Linked DNA regions of Homo sapiens: region 2 is linked to region 1. A link is an interaction called in ENCODE POLR2A ChIA-PET data of the cell type or tissue named here. Cell type or tissue: PC-9. All regions are shown on one strand. Each heading gives the region's core, and the rest is flanking DNA. Links, peaks and the distances in the headings are about the cores only.

Evidence for each region. Peaks named below come from ENCODE experiments on the same cell type or tissue, not always from the same donor. Only the 100,000 strongest peaks of a DNase experiment are listed, where the experiment ranks them.
Region 2: POLR2A ChIA-PET joins it to region 1 with 5 read pairs; 3 of 35 experiments call an interaction of 5 or more read pairs at or near these places.

What each region holds. Positions count from the first base shown.
Region 1 is chr10:114,318,061-114,323,435 of GRCh38, forward strand. AFAP1L2 (actin filament associated protein 1 like 2) reads right to left here. Exons shown (of 19, transcript NM_001001936.3): 5 at 5,111-5,201. LOC105378494 (a long non-coding RNA gene) reads left to right here and starts at 2,946. Exons shown (of 3, transcript XR_946334.3): 1 at 2,946-2,990; 2 at 4,887-5,040. RefSeq lists enhancers at 1,962-3,161, 2,572-3,273. In PC-9, for the core only: no CTCF peak of the experiment used is centred there; DNase peaks (open chromatin) are centred at 2,031 and 2,791; H3K4me3 peaks cover 389 bases; H3K27ac peaks cover 3,430 bases.
Region 2 is chr10:114,242,662-114,248,036 of GRCh38, forward strand. All of the region lies in intron 1 of VWA2 (von Willebrand factor A domain containing 2), which reads left to right. It also overlaps the pseudogene AURKAP2. Among named protein-coding and RNA genes, the nearest start is that of VWA2, 6.1 kb to the left of the region's middle. In PC-9, for the core only: no CTCF peak of the experiment used is centred there; DNase peaks (open chromatin) are centred at 2,990 and 4,490; H3K4me3 peaks cover 445 bases; H3K27ac peaks cover 2,584 bases.

The DNA.
Region 1 (5,375 bases), core at 298-5,297:
ACAGTTAGAACTATACATGCAAACAGATCAGCACTGCAAGCAACATAGAAAAAGCTCAAAATAGTTGATTTGATGGGTAGTAGGATCAGGGTGATTTAAAAATGTTTTTCCTTATTGCCAGTATTGCATTATCTGTATAATAAGCGACATTTAAAAAATGATATACTGTCATTGGGATACTTCCTTCAGTAACAAAAATTAATGGAGGAGGCTACAGAGTTTACTGTGAAGAATTTGGGTAAGTCTCCACTGTTCTGTGCTTCTGGGGTTGCCCCACATGTTTCATGAAGAATTCTAACATCTGCCCATCCTCCTCCATGGGGGTATTAGGAAACTAAGAACGGCAAATCATCAACAGGACTAGGTATGAAAGAAAAAACATTGAGAAAAAAAAGAGGCTGGGCATGGTGGCTCACACCTGTAATCCCAGCAATTTGGGAGGCCAAGGCGGGTGGATCACTTGAGGTCAGGAGTTTGAGACCAGCCTGGCCAACATGGTGAAACCCTGTCTTTTCTAAAAATACAAAAAAAAATTAGCCGGGCATGGTGATGGACGCCTATAATCCCAGCTACTCAGGAGGCTGAGGCAGGAGAATCATTTGAACCAGGAAGTGGAGATTGCGGTGAGCTGAGATCGCGCCACTGCACTCCAGCCTGGCGGCAGGGTGAGACTCTGTCTAAAAAAAAGAAAAAAAAAAGAACAACAAATCATACTCCTGGAGTATCTTGGAGGAAATTTAGAGCAAATATATTAATAATTGTTTTTACCCCTAAAAGGGATCACAGCACACCACAAACATTGCATATTCTTGGCCAGGCATGGTGGCTCATGCCTGTAATTCCAGTACTTTGGAAGGCTGAGGAGGGCAGATCACTTGAGGCCAGGAGTTTCAAACCAGTCTGGCCAATATGACAAAACCCCGTTTCTACTAAAGATACAAAAATTAGCCGGTCATGGTGATGCGTGCCTGTAATCCCAGCTACTTGGGAGGCGGAGACAGGAGAATCCCTTGAACCTGGGAGGTGAAGGTTGCAGTGAGCCAAGATCATGCCACTGCACTTCAGCCTGGGTGACAGAGCCAGACTCTGTCCCAAAAACAAAACAAAACAAAAACAGTATGATATTCTTAAAACAGATACTTGGCTTCTAGGAGGGGCAGGGTGAACAGGAATGAGAGGCAGGATGCTGAGATAATGCCATCCCCATCTGCCATCCCTAGGTAGACTCTACCTCACTGTGTCCTGTGGAACTGAGGGCAGAACAGCCATGCACACTGTGGGTCTTTTAGCCATGTGTTTTGATACCACATGGGTGGGGGGTGGGGGCTGTGGAAAGCCAAGTAGGTTGCTCCTCTGGAAGATCGCACGTGGCATGCAAGTGCAAGACTCATGCACGAGGACAGGAAGAAGACAGTGGCCACCCTCGGGACATGCACACATCTTTGAGAGACAGGCAGCAGGCAAGAATCACTGGCATTCCAGCTCGGGGAGTAAGCAGTACCCAAGGTGATCGTGGCATAAATGACTCCTTCGGGCACCTGCACCCATCTGGGGACTCCAGTGGGGAGAAATCCGCCAGAGTGACCTGCATAACATCCAGGAGCACAGACAGAGGGAAGAGAAGAGAGACAGAATGAAGAGAGGAGCACGCCCAAGTGCAGAGACACAAAGAGAGAGACCCAGATGTGGCAACTCGGCTGCCAGTCCACCAGAGGTTAGTGCTTGCCCATCAGAGGTGTAGGCTGTTGGGTGAGGCCACTGCTAAGCCAAGGACATCATTTCCTAGATCCAGACCCCTTCACATCCAGAGATGACCATGTGACTACTTGTCACCAAGGGACTGTGGGCAGAAGTGATGTGCGTGACTTCCGGCTGGTGCTGTTAAGAAGCAGATAGGGGTTCTCTGCTCTCTCTTTGCAGAGGATTTTGCGTCCCTCGAGGGTGGCCGAGACAAACATGGAAGGAGCCCGGGCACCTAATCTACATGAGGATGAGTAATGCCCCACACTGAAATACCCGAGTGAGAAACAGGTTTGCATTGTGTTACTATAAACAGGAGCTGCTGGGTTATTTGTTACAGCTGCTAGCAGTACCCCAGGGTGAGACACCATCAGTGAAGAACCTGGTATCTCTGGCAAGCAGGGCAGACCCCGATATCCCTAGCACAGGCCAGCAGGGCACTTATTACACATGTGCTCAGAGAGAGGGACATGACCCAGGGGAGCGGTGTGGGGATAGGGCTGATAGAGCAGGTCAAGAATCCAAGCAACTGGCCTTTTGCAAGAAGTCAGCAAATCGCTATGGCCGCCAACTATAGCAAGGGGCTGGGGCCCCACGCCTATTCCTCCAGTCACAACCTGCATGTCACACTGTTTGACCAGGCAGGACCTGAGGTCAGGCCAGCTTGTAAGGCAGGTGAAGGCCTCCCTCTGTGCTGACCATGACTGCTTCTCCCCAAGTCATCCCCAGGCCTCTCCTTGGCAGGACAGGCAGGGCTATGTTCCCTCCCACCTCGCAGCTGGTTTTCCTCCATCTTGGAGCTTTCCTGACCCACTCCACACAGTGAGTTCAAGCTGTCCTTGGGATGACCCCTAGTCCCGGCTACGACCAATATGAACTCACAGTTGAGAGACAAAACCAAGAAGCGCTGGCCTTTCTGACCACTTGTTTGTGTCGAGATGGAGTGTCTGACCCACAAACCGGCCCCCTGGTGCGTCTGGCAGGCAGGCCCCTGCTGGCCCGGCCACACCTGGGAGCAGGGAAGTGCTCACTGCGGTGAGTCACTGTTTCCACCTTCAACGCGCATCCAGACAGCAGCACCGCACCCTCGCCTTTGGTCTGAAATCACAGCCCGACTGGTGAGCTGGCACCACCTCGCATGCTCAGTGGGTCAATGCTAAGTGCTGGCTGCCCACAAAGCCAGCGTCTTAGAATAGACTCAGCCTAAACAGGCGCTCACTTCCCACAGAGTTCCCAGCAGGAGGTGGCAGGTAAGTGTGAAGGAAGGGCAGGGGAATCCCATCCCGCTCCCAGTCACCGGTCCCATCTCATCCCTGGTCCTGTTCTTTTTATTTTTATTTCAATAGTTTTTGGGGTTCAGGTGGATGCATTCTTTAATGATGATTTCTGAGATAGTGCACTGTCATTCGAGTGGTGTACACTGTACCGAATATGTAGTCTTTTATCCCTCACCCCCACTCCCAATCTTCCCCCGCTAGTCCCCAAAGTCCATTATATCACTCATGCCTTTGGGTCTTCATTGCTTAGCTCCCACTTATAAGTGAGAACATAAGATATTTGGTTTTTCATCCTGAGTTACTTCACTTAGAATAATGGCCTCTAGCTCCATCCAAGTTTCTGCAAAAAACATTATTTTATACCTTTTTCTGGCTGAGTAGTATTCTGTGGTGTGTATGTACCACATTTTCTTTATCCCCCTCATTGGTTGATGGCACTTAGGTTGGTTCCATCTCATTCCTGGTCCTGCTCTTTATGGAACCAACAACACCTTCCTCAGCCTAGTTCATTCCCAGCCCCAGGGGCCCTAGCCTTTTATATCTGCTGATTGATTTATGCTTTGAAAGCCCTTTCACCTACAAAGGAAGGAAAGAGAAGGAGGACAGAAGGGGAGGACCACAGTCCAGCTGCCACAGAGACGAGGGTCACAACCACTTCTTTCTGAATCTCAAAGCCTTCCTGTGTGATCAAATCCCCACACCAAGAGCACTTTTGATCCAACTTCCTCAGGCTGAGAGCCATCAGCCAAGGACAGAGGGTGTTAGCATGAGCCCTGCCTACAGAGCCGCTCACACAGTGTCCAGGGCGATCTTTTCAATACCTAAGTGATATAGTTTGGCTGTGTCTCCACCCAAATCTCGTCTTGAATTGTAGCTCCCATAATTCTCACGTGTCATGGGAGGGACCTGGTGGGAGGTAATTGAATCATGGGGGTGAGTCTTTCCCATGCTGTTCTCGTGATAGTGAATAAGTCTCACGAGATCTGACGGTTTTATAAAGGGGAGTTTCCCTGTACACGCTCTCTCTTGCTACTGCCATGTAAGACGTCTTTGCTCTTCGTCTTCCACCATGATTGTGAGGCCTCTCCAACCATGTGGAACTGTGAGTCCATTAAACCTCTTTCCTTTATCAGTTACCTAGTCTCGGGCGTGTCTTTATTAGCAGCATGAGCACAGAGTAATACACTAAGTTAGGTCAGTCCCTAAGTAACCCTCTGGAGGTTTGCAGTCTTTCCTCATTCAGAACTAGGCCAAAGTCATTCCTGTGGCTGGCAGCCCCATCTGCGTCCCCACCTCCTTTCATTCTCCCCTGCTCCTGCCATGCTGGCCTCCTTGTTGTTCCTCAGACACACCCAGAGCTCTCCTGCCTTGACGCTTTTGCAGATACCATGTTCTCTGTCTGGAAAGTTCTTCCTGAATGTATCTGCCTGACTCACTCTCCACTTCATTCAGGAATCTGTTTAAGTCATGCTATCAGAGAAGCCTTCCCTATCTAAAGTAACTCCCCTGTCCTGCAGAAGCCCAGCTCCTGTTCTGTTTTCCATCCTCTCACTTATCACCACCGACACATGCTGTTTATTTGTTGTCTGTTTTCTCTCACGGAATGTCAGTGCTGGGATGACTGGGCTCCTGTCCCTGACACAGCGGGAGCACCATAACTATGAGTCCAGTGAAAGAACATGGAAACTGAGCTCAGACTCAGCCTGACCGCCACTTCCATTGCTGACCAGGGCCTTGGGCCTGTTGGCCAACACTCCTCTCTTCTGTCACCTTTGTGCTGAAATCTCACAACTTGCAGGCAGGAACCACAGAAAACATCAGATGCAGTCAATCTATTTGTTGTGTACCATCCCTCATTCCTCCTTGCAGGACAGCTAGGTCTGCTGTGGGTCTTGGCTCCCCATTCACACTAAAGGCTGAATGCTCTGTGGCCAGTTCTCAATTTGGACCATGCTTTCCTGTCACAGCAGCCCAGACTACCCTCTGTCACCCAGCCCAGGATGAGTGTATCTGTTACCCCCAGGTAAGTCTGCACCAACATCTGTGCAGGAAGCAGTAAGTCACCCTCCCAAGCCCCAGCCGCTGGGATGTACCATTGAGGGATGTGTCATATGGCTCAGCCTCTTCATAGTAGCCCTCTGGAGACTCCGTCTTTGGGATGGCAAGCTGTTTCCGTTCTGGAATCTGTGGTATGAACAAATAAGACAAACGTTTGCAGATATGGTACACTGGGAGCAACTTGGAAATAACTCTTCGGGTGGAAGTCTAGAAGACAAAAATGCCCAGCTGGACTTTAAACTTTAAGCAAGTTGGGAGGGAGAACATGCAGTATCATGAATCCCATCAGTCACAGTCCAT
Region 2 (5,375 bases), core at 52-5,051, 76 kb before region 1:
AAGTCCTGGGCTGGACTCTAAGCTGGGTTTTTCTCGCTCTGTGGCCTTGGGTCTCGTCTTCTCCAAGATCATTTCTTCATCTATAAAGATGTAAATGATAATATCTACCCTACAGATTATGGGTGTTGTTAAATGAAATGAATATATTAAATGTAATGATAAACTTTTAACATCATTCATTTAGAAAACATTTTACTATTTAGCAGAGACTTTTCTACCCTGTCTCACTGGATCTTTACAACACTGGGGGAGTTTATGAAACAGATTCTCCCCATTTGGCAGATGAGGAACTAAGGCAGGGGAGGTTGTTGCTTGCAGTCACCCAGCTGCTAGGAGCAGAGCTAGGTTGGAATCCTGTCTCTGGACTTTGGGTCCTGTGTGTGTTCTCCCACACCTCAGGGCTAATCCCAGTGTCCCATACAGTGAAATCGGGTTGTGTACAATTTAAAGCATTTTCAGATATCATCCATCAAAACAAACATGAACTCTCTTCTGGCTAAAAATGTGTCTGCAGATGCAGAAAGTATGGGAGGGCTTGTGATCTATGCCCATCTTCCCAGCTTTTCTCCCTAACCCTCCAGGGAGTTCACAAATGGCATGTTGCTTATTTCTTGGTGCGGACTTTTGGTTGTTAGGCCACTGGGTTCTGAAAATTTACTAATTATTTTAGGGGGAGCGTGACTTTCCCCAGGCAGCTTTTTAAATGCTCTCTCTGCCATATCAAACTAGAAATGTGTCATCTACCTCCGTTGACACTCTGAGCCTGAGCCAAATATTTTACCAAAGGTTACAAGGAAGATGATTGTTCCAGCAAGGACTTCCCCACCGGATATTTTTACCTCTGATTTTAGTCTTCCCATTCAGGTGTGTACTGTTCTGGTAAAGGGCTCAGATTTCCATCCTGCTGATTTGGAGGAGGCTGCCAACGGCTAATCTATTTGGGGTTGGAATTGCATTTTGTAAGGAGGTAGAAATGGTTTCCTCTTTTTCCCTACACTCATTTCATTTCCGATGGTAGAGAAGGCAGACATTATCCTGCAAAACTGCCTTCAGCGATCCCCAATCCGGCTCTTCTTTTTTTAAAAAGTAGCTTTGTTTTGGCTTTTATTTCTTCCTGTGTCACGGAAAATGTAATTCCTGGGTAGTGCACAGTGGAAATTTTTGTGGCATCCTGCAGCAGACTTCACATGCCTGCTGTCCCAAGTGCAGCTGGTGCTGCGTGGGAACCAGGATCCGAAGGCCACACTCTGTTGAGGAGATCAGGGGCGTGGAGAGCATCTACATCCATGGATGAGAACTCCAGAAGCCAGGAATAACAAGTGGGATTAGCATGAGTAATGGAACAGAAGGGAACAAGGTGATGAGCGAGGTGTAACGGAAAAGGCTTGGTGAGGCATACCTGAGAATGGGTGGTCTGTTCCAGCCCCTGGCTTGCAGATCACTCCCAACTACTTTGTAGGAAGCCAGAGGGCCCTGGTAAATCTCATCTTGTGCCGGATGGAGTGTGAGAGCTGCTGGCAGGTATTAGCTGGGGGAGAAATTGCCAACGTGCAGGATTCAGGGTGGCAGATTTTTTAAATTATGCTTCTGTGCTTCTGAACTGCCTCTAGTTCATAGCCTGTTTTCTGGAGCCTGGACTTCTGCCAGAGTGTCACCTCTTACCGGCAGCCCCAACACCTCTCCCTTGTTGAACATCCTGTGGCAGCTTCCCCCAGAACCGGGAAGGTGACGCTAGGAGGCCAGAATGGAATCTGATCCACTGATTAGCTGTGTAAGCTGGGGCAGAACACTTCACTTCTCCATGTCTCAGCTTCCTCACCTGTGAAATGGGAATAGTACACCCTCCCTGGCTGGCTGCGAGGATTAGGAGAGAAGACATGAAGGGCGGAGCCTGTGTGTCTTGTGGCAGGCACATAAGAAATGCTCATTACATGGTAGTAGCTGTTGATTTTTATTGTGGAATTCACCCTTTAAAAAAAAAGCTTTCCAGGTGTAGGGCTGTATTTTGGAGGTCAAATTAGTATTGTAGGAAAATTTTGATATGAGAGGGGAATGAGCTGCCTATTCGAGATGACTGGATGGGAATAGAGTGCAAACAATACTTCAACATCATCGCAATAGCGTTCATTTCATTAATCTTGGTATAAAAAAGAATGCAGTGAACACAGTGAGTGCAATGATGCCCTGAAAGGGTCCCTCTAGCCCTCCCACAGGAGGTATTCTGGTGCTTTGTTTATCTAGCAAGCAAGGACCTCCCCTACTATACATCAGGCACATGCAGGTCTCTGGAGCTCCAGCAGAGACTAGATAGTCTGTAGTCTCAGGCATTTGCCGCCTGGCAGTCAAGACAAACGTATCACTGGGCAGTTTCAGCGTGGGCTGTGTGACAGTAGGGATTGTATTGAGGGGGACAGGGGAGGGAGGTGCTGCAGAAGTTGCAGAGCCAACACCGTCTGATTGATCCAAACAGCTAGGAGAAGGCATTTGACATCCTGTGTGCATTTGCAGATTGCCAACATACATTCTATTTTAATGAGCAGAAACTTGGGCGCCTCTGGAAAAACATGCAGCTGGGCAAGCAGAGGCACATAGTGGATCGAGATCAAGCTGCTTAAGTTGGTCTCATAGCACGGAGGGAAGGGGACTGTGTTTACTGGGTGCCTTCCTATGTGGCAGGAACCTTCTGTACTTCCTTCCACTTTATCCTCACAGCAGCCTGGGGAGGTGGCTGCCAGAATCCTTGTTTTATAAATAATTAACAGGCCTGAGCCTCAGTCTCCTGCCAGTGCCCAGGGTCAGAAGCTGTAACTCCGTAAAATCGTCCTGAACCTAAGGAATAGAGACAGCATTGAGAAGCTCTTCACCGCATCCTCAATGCCTCGCCATTGCCTGACTCACAGGCGGCAGGTGGGGGCTTGTTCTGCCTCTGTGGTGTGGAGTAAGAGGGAAAAAAAAAATGTCCTTAGGGGAAAATGAGTCTTTCTTGCTGGCATGCACAGGGCTGGAAGCTAGCAGGAAGTATGTGCTGCAGGCCAGTATCCTTCTCACCACCTTTCTCCCTTTGATCGTGTCTGTAGAGCTCCTGACATACTGGCTCTTGCCATGTTAGGTGTCTGATTTTCACTTAGATCAGGAGAAGACTTGAGCCTCTTAGTCATTTGAAGCAGGAAGACCCTGCACGAAGACTCTCAGCTGGCAGGGACATTTGTTTTATAATAGTTTGTTTTAGGACTGCTTTGAAATCCAAGGAGCTCTATAGACAGTTCCAAGTGGTGCATATTTTAGAATTAGGTAGAATCTGGTGGCATCATGGAAATAACCACACAGTCTGAGAATATTGGGTGGTCAGTACATGCTCCATCCTCCAGGAGGACCACTCTCTGTGGCACCCTGGACTACCTGCCCCCGCCCCCCGCCCAAGATGATTGGAGGTCAGATGCATGGTGAGAAGGTAGATCTCTGGAGCCTTGGTGTTCTTTGCTATGAATTTTTAGTTGGGAAGCCTCCTTTTGAGGCAAACGTACACCAAGAGACCTACAAAAGAATATCACGGGTTGGGCTGGGCATGGTGGCTCACGCCTGTAATCCCAGCACTTCGGGAGGCCGAGGCGGTCGTATCACCTGAGGTCAGGAGTTCAAGACCAGCCTGATCAACATGGTGAAACCCCGTCTCTACTAAAAATACAAAAATTAGCTGGGCGTGGTGGCGCATGCCTGTAATCCCAGCTACTCAGAAGGCTGAGACAGGAGAATCGCTTGAACCCGGGAGGCAGAGGTAGCAGTGAGCCAAGACCATGCCATTGCATTCCAGCCTGGGCAACAAGAGTGAAAGAAACTCCATCTCAAAAAAAAAAAAAAAAAAAACGAGTATCATGGGTTGAATTCACATTCCCTGACTGTAACAGAGGGACCCAGGACCTCATTTTAAGACTGTTGAAGCATAATCCCAGCCAGAGGCCAATGCTCAGAGAAGTACTTGAACACCCCTGGATCACAGCAAATTCATCAAAACCATTAAATTCCCAAAACAAAGAATCAACTAGCAAACAGTCTTAGGAATCGTGCAGGGGGAGAAATCCTTGAACCAGGGCTGCTGTATAACCTTTCAGGAACATGCTACTAAAATTTATTTTACCATTGACTGCTGCCCTCAATCTAGAGCGCTACAAGAAATATTTGTTTTACTGAGCACCTGGCAATGCCTGAACCTCCCTATTCAGAAAGCTCCACATCAATAAACATGACACTCTGAAGTGAAAGTAGCCACAAGAATTGTGCTACTTATACTGGTTCGTAATCTGGAGGCAAGGTTCCGCTGCAGCTGCCCCCTCAGCCTGGGCCAGGCATGGTTTCTTCCCAGGAGACAAATCCAGAGTGTGGCTGTGGGGAAAGTGACCACTTTGCCCTGACTCGATCGGTTAAGGAGCTGTGCAATAACCTTCCCAGTACCTGAGTGAGTGTGTCACTTATTGGGTTGGCCAAGCCTAGTAAAGCTGTTGGAATGAGGATGTGATTCTTTTTAAGTGTGAAAAAAAAAAAAAAGATTTCTGTACAGATTTGTATTTGTTCTCTGGTGGCATTCCCTTAGAAATGCTCTGTGTCTGTCCAGCACCCCGGTAGGCCTGGTTGGGTTTCTAGTCATCTTTAACCACTTATCTCCCATATGAGAGTGTATAAAATAGGAACACATGCTCTACCTCCATTTAGGGACTTGCAACCTCTGCATCCCAGGTTCAAGTGATTCTCCTGCCTCAGCCTCCTGAGTAGCTGGAATTATAGGTGCCCACCACCATGTCTGGCTAATTTTTTGTATTTTCAGTAGAGACACTGTTTCACCGTGTTGGCCAGGCTGGTCGTGAACTCCTGAACTCAGGTGATCCACCTGCCTCGGCCTCCCAAAGTGCTGGGATTACAGACAAGAGCCACCGCGAAGGGCTTATTTTTTAAAAAACACTGGAGTCATGGCATGTGTGTAAACTTTAAATATGCAAATAACTATGTCAAAAAAAAAAACAAAACGGAGCTGGATGTATCTTGAGGTCCAAACATCATAGGTCCATGATGGAGGCAGGAGTCCAATGGGACTTTTAAAACCATAAAACAGCTTAGCCACATCAGGGCCCTTCTCTTCACTTTGTAAGGGAGGAACCACAGCCTCTCCCAAGGTCACAGGGCACCAGGATGAGGATGAGGGCCCCTGGGTTCATGTAGGCTCTCTGCCACCATGGGGCAGGTGTGGCTCCTGCATGGGTGGTGAAGTTTTTTTTTAAAAAAACTTCTCAAAAAATAATTTTTCTCAGCCAAGTGTGGTGGCATGTACCTGTAGTCCCAGCTACTCGGGAGGCTGAGGCACAAAAATCACTTGAACCCCGGGA